2 separate regions of the Homo sapiens genome follow, and region 2 is linked to region 1. Evidence: read pairs that join two places in POLR2A ChIA-PET (ENCODE). Cell type or tissue: OCI-LY7. All regions are shown on one strand. Links, peaks and the distances in the headings refer to the core of each region. The heading gives the core; the rest is flanking DNA. Region 1 has its middle 54 kb from the start of LINC03063. Region 2 has its middle 72 kb from the start of LINC03063.

Region 1 (2,922 bases), core at 314-2,813:
CCATGTTGTGAGGAAGACTAGGCTGTTCTGCTGGAGAGAAGCCATGTGGAGATGCCCTGGAGGATGAGACACCACTCACAGAGGACACCTGGAGGAGAACTCAGGTGCCCCAGCTAAGCTCCCACTGATGCAGTCAACACCACAGAGAGCACAGGAACAGGACATGGAATTGTGAAAATCATTGTGATAACAAACACCTGGGAAGGGAAAAAAAAAAAAAAACACCAACCCCTGCCACCAACACACACACAAACTTAGAAGTTACCTTCTACCCAACTGATGAAGACAGGCAGGCAATACTAAGTAAGAGCATGGACTTTGGAGTCACAACAGCCATGGGTTGACTCAATTACAAACTATATGACTGTGGGCAGATTGTCTCTAAGCCTCTGTTTTATCATCTATTCGTGAAAATAGCAGCTACTTCATAGGGTTATTGTGAGGAGTTTAATCAAGATAATCCATATAAATATTTAGTTCTGTGCTGGATGCATGGCTAGTGCTTAATAAGTATAAGTGATATCATTGTTTTCATTAAGGTAGAAATAGAAGCATAGCAATGTTGTTCAAAATATTAGGATATCTCATTAAAAACAAGTTGGCAGAGGCCACTGCCCAACTTTTCGACCCGAAGGACGTGCTGAGCAGCTGAAGCCAATCATTGATATTCAGGTCATTTCTGCTATGGTAGCTAACTTAAACAACCATGATTGTGTACACTCCCTTCCTTTAAAGAAAATATTGACTTTGAGTTTTCACAGGTGCTTTCGATTTAATCACTGGGTCCTTTATGCAACCACCTGTCCTTGTTTTTCTTTTCCATGGTGAAGAAGTAATGCTAACTCCTGCAAACCTGAGTTTAGCTCCAGAAATCCAACCCAGGAGAGAAAGGACGTGAATTGCCCTTCGATGCACGTATTATTCCATTCTCACACTGCTATAAAGAACTGCCCGAGACTGGGAAATTTTATAAAGGAAAGAAGTTTAATTGACTCACCGTTCAGCATGGCTGGGGAGCCTTCAGGAAACTTACAATCATGGTAGAAAGCGAAGAGAAAGCAAGACACCTTCTTCACAAGGTGGCAAGAAGGAGAAGTGCCTAGCAAAGGAGGAAGAGTCCCTTACAAAACCATCAGATCTCGTAAGAACTCACTCACCATCACGAGAACCGCATGGGGAAAACCACCCGCATGATTCAGTTACCTTCACCTGGTCTCTCCCTTGACACATGGGGCTTATGGGGATTACAATTCAAGATGAGATTTGGGTGAGGACACAAAGCCTAACCATATCAACCCATAATGAGAAAAGTTCATCAGAGCAAACACATCAAAACCCAAGTTGGGGGATATTTAATTTGCCATGTACCATTAGGGCAGTAGGCACAGTTTCAGCCCTAATCAAAGGCCAGGATTTTACTAAAATCCAAGCATTCCTGGAACCACACAGTCAAAAGGAAGGGGAATTAAGAGACTGTGTTAAGACAGAGGCCTCCAGCAAATGCAGTCAGTGCATATTAGAAGGCACCTGAAAGATACTACTTGTTTAAGAAATCAGGCTTAAGCAGAGGTAGTCATAAACCGCAAACATCTGTTCCATGGCTCATAACCTTGCACATCTTAGGGGAAAGCACAGTGTTACCACTGCTGGCAGCATAAGCCTGCTGATAAGGAATGTCTGGATGTTTTTCAGGCAAATACACTATTCTCTGAGTGATTTGGAAACTTTTTGTAGGGAATTCGTAAAATGGGTTTTTCCAAAATCCTAGAATAGGAAGGATTATTGAGTCGATATTCACAGCCCTTATTGTTTTGCTTGGAATGTTTAAATGCTTTAGAACTTACTCCCTCTGTGTAATTCTTGTCTATCACAATTGGGCCATTTGCTGAACCCTGTGAACTCCTGGCAGGCAGATCCTGTGTTTCTCTAAGGCAGCTCCTCCCTTCTCCCTTCCTCTTGGTAGCTTCTGTCCTGCCCTGGCTCCTTCTGCCCAGTAGACCCTTTCTTATGTCTGCATGTCAGCTCACATGAACTTCCTGAAGTCCCAATCAATATCCCTGGGTACACAGATTGCCAAGGCAACCTCTGCTCAATTCAAAGTCACCCAGAATACTCTCAGTCTAGCAAGTGAAAGGGGAAGATGTGGCTGGCTTAGAACAAAAATAACAGAGAGGCTGGTACCACCAAGCCTCTCTATGAAGCCAAAAATCCTATAAAAAAAGGAAAAGATGACGTGGATGCTGTGACTGCAAAGAAGAAGGCAAGGCCTGAGAGATGCAAGGGAAAAGTGGGCAACCAACAGCAAGGAACAGGAGCAGGAAAGAGAGAGGCTGTCACAGGCTGAGAGAGGGCAAGGCCCACATTTCCACCCACTTCCTCCTCCAAAACCCCGGCAGCATCTCACCAGCAAAACCTCTGCCAGCTCCACACTCTAGCAGCCAGCCACACCCAGGCCACCAACCCTTTGCCACTAGTCGCAAGAGGATGTTAGCTGAAGCCTCCTCTGATTTAAATGCCAGGCCACTGGCATGTGACTCCAAGATGTGTAACTCGTAGTAGGACTGTCAACTTGGGTCATTTAAAAGGTGACCCCACTCAGGGGTACGTTCTGGAAATAGTATAGTGACCTCAGCCGAAAAGGCTAGAAGCTGTAGTTAGTGGGACCCAGCAAAAGAACCTCTTAAGGACCCATAGCCAGAGGAGACCAGCACCAGACCATCCAGCAAGAACTTTCCCTATCTCTTCTTGTTCCCCTGCCTCAGCCCTGGGTCATCCAAGACAACCTAGTAAGTAAAGGAGAATGGTAAACATGCTCCGTAGAAATACAGAAAGTAGGTATGCCTCCCCTCCCTGACTTCATACAAGTTTCTAGGAGAAAGCCAGCCTGCATGGAGGATAACAGGGTTTCTACTCTAAATGTGA
Region 2 (2,922 bases), core at 160-2,659, 130 kb after region 1:
ATGATTAAAAAGTCAAAAAATAACAGATGCTACTGAGGTTGCAGAGAAAAAGGAACCCTTATACGCTGTTGGTGGTAGTGTAAAATTAGTTCAACCATTGTGGAAATCAGTGTAGTGATTCCTCAAAGACTTAAAAACAGAACTACCATTTGACTTAGCAATCCCATTACTGAGTATATACCCAAAAGAATATAAATTGTTCTGTCATAAAGACACATGCACATGTGTGTTCATTGCAGCAGTATTCACAATAGCAAAGACATGGAATCAACCTCAATGTCCATCAATGGTAGACTGGATAAAGAAAACATGATATATATATACCTTGAAATACTATGCAGCCATAAAAAGGAGATAATGTCGTTTGGAGGAACATGGATGGAGCTGGAGGCCATTACCCTTAGCAAACTAACACATATACAGAAAACCAAATACCACATGTTCCCATTTATAAGTAGGAGCTAAATGATGAGAACACATGGACACATAGAGGGTAACAACAGACACTAGGGCCTACCAAAGGTTGGAGGATGGGAAGAGGGAAAGGATCAGGAAAAACAACTAGTGGGCACTTGGTCTAATACTGGGTAATGAAATTATCAGTACAACAAACTCTCATAACACAAGTTTACCTATATAACAAACTTGCATGTGTGCCCCTAAACTTAAAACAGGAGTTTTAAACTTTAAAACAAAAGTTTAAAAAAGCTTGTAAAAAATAATATTTGTCCAAAGAAAGAGAAAATAAACCAGTAAAATAGAAGAGAATGCTCAGGGTAAAAAAAAATTTTTTTAAATCACATGAATACAAGATGTCATCAGAAGTCAGTGGGAAAGAATGGACTACATAATACATGTCACTGCAACTAAGGTTGTCCATATGCAAAAAAAAAAAAAAAAAAAAAGGTACAACTGATCCCAACCTCACTCCATGGACACATTAAATCCTAAGTGTAAATATTAGAATTTTGAAAGAATGGGAAAAGAATATTTTTGTGATAATGGAGAAGTGAATTATTTCCTAAAAGAGAAGTCAGGGGCACAAATCATAAAGGAAATGGTTGATTTGCATTTTTGATTATAATAGAATGTTATATTAAAATTAAAAATTATATAAGATGACACAAACTAAGTTAAAATGCAAACTCTATACTTTGTATAAGCTATGTGTCACACATGTAACTGAAAAAGGTATAGTATCCCTTATAAATATATTTTAAAATAAATAAAATTAATATAATCAATAAGAAAAATACAAAGAATACAATAATAAAATGGGCAAAGGATATGAACTGACAATTTACACAAGAGAAAACTGGAACACCTAAAAATTTCTCAGCCTCACTAGCTAAAATGAAGTTAATGTGAGATACCACTTCAGAAAAAGAAGATATCTAAAATACAAATTGTTGAGGCAGATATGGGGAAATTGAAACTCTCTTATATGGCTACTACAAATACTTCGATGAGTAATTTGGCAATATCTAGCAAAACTGAAGAGATACATCCCTGTGGCCCATAATTTTACTCTTAAATGCAAAGCCTATTCATTGCAACCTTCTATGAATAGAAAAAAAATTTTTAAAGCTCAAGCTTTTTTACTGGTGAAATAAATAATTACATATAATGAGATACTAGATAGTAGTTTAAATGAACATACTACTCCTTAATGGAGCAACACGGCTAAATCTCAAAATCAGAGTTATATGAAAGACAATTGCAAAAAGATTTGGAACTATTCCATTTATGTAAACATGTAAAACTTACAAAACAATGCTATATAATGTTTAGGGATACATACACATACAAAAATAGGGATGCGGCCGGGTGCGGTGGTTCACACCTGTAAATCCCAGCACTTTGGGAGGCTGAGGCAGGTGGATCACTTGAGGTCAGGAGTTCGAGACCAGCCTGGCCAACATGGTGAAAATACTTCATTAAAAATACAAAAATTAGCCTGTCTTTTTTTGTATTTACTAAAAATACAAAATTTACTAAAATTTTCTTTTTAAAATTTTACTAAAAATACAAAAATTAGCCTGACGTGGTGGCGGGCGCCTGTAATCCCAGCTACTCGGGAGGCTGAGGCAGGAGACTTGCTTGATCCTGGGAGGTGGAGGTCTCAGTGAGCAGAGATCATGCCACTGCACTCCAGCCTGGGCAAAAGAGTAAAATTCCATCTCGAAAATGAATAAATAAATAAAAACAAAAATATGGTTGGTAAAGATACAACTTCAGAATAGTGGTTAAATCTGTGAAAGAAGGAAAAAGGATGGGATGAGAAACAGTCAGCTGTATTGTAATATTTGATTTCTAGAAAAAGAAAAGGGAAGAATAAGGCACATGTTACTTTTAAATATAGTGGTTGGTCACTGGGTACCTGTTAAATTATTCTCCATATTTTTCAGTTTTATAAGTTTTAAAAATTAATAAGCAAATCACTTATATATTCATTAACTCATTTTAATAGAATCTCCCCAATCAGATTTTATTAATACATGTTAATTTTATAGGTGAGAAGACAGATTCCTTAAGGTTACATCCCTTAACAACATTCACAAAGCCATAAGGGGTAGAGCTGGAATTCCAGCTTAAGTCACTTGAATCAGCATGCTTCTCCAAGAAATCCTGATCTTGCAAAATGATTACTCATAGAGTTCTATAAAGATCGAGCTCCATTATTGCATTGAGTATTTATTTTAATTTACCTTAATTTGACTGCCAATCAACTTTTCAGGAGAACATTGAATTTTTTCCTGTATCAGTGCCTACCTGCATTCATGGAGGTGGAAGTCACTGTCTGGGTTCAGCTGGCATTACATTAGAGGATCTGGGACCCTGAACAGCTCGGTTCTAAAAGCACCCTTTCTCCCTGCCCAATATTTCCAAAGACAAGAGCTCGGGGTAGAAGAAAGCCACCAA

What was found. Peaks named below come from ENCODE experiments on the same cell type or tissue, not always from the same donor. Only the 100,000 strongest peaks of a DNase experiment are listed, where the experiment ranks them.
Region 2: POLR2A ChIA-PET joins it to region 1 with 6 read pairs; 2 of 35 experiments call an interaction of 5 or more read pairs at or near these places.

The regions. Positions count from the first base shown.
Region 1 is chr2:37,615,507-37,618,428 of GRCh38, reverse strand. No RefSeq gene overlaps it. Among named protein-coding and RNA genes, the nearest start is that of LINC03063, 54 kb to the right of the region's middle. In OCI-LY7, for the core only: no CTCF peak of the experiment used is centred there; DNase peaks (open chromatin) are centred at 1,578 and 2,408.
Region 2 is chr2:37,489,432-37,492,353 of GRCh38, reverse strand. No RefSeq gene overlaps it. Among named protein-coding and RNA genes, the nearest start is that of LINC03063, 72 kb to the left of the region's middle. In OCI-LY7, for the core only: no CTCF peak of the experiment used is centred there; no DNase peak of the experiment used is centred there.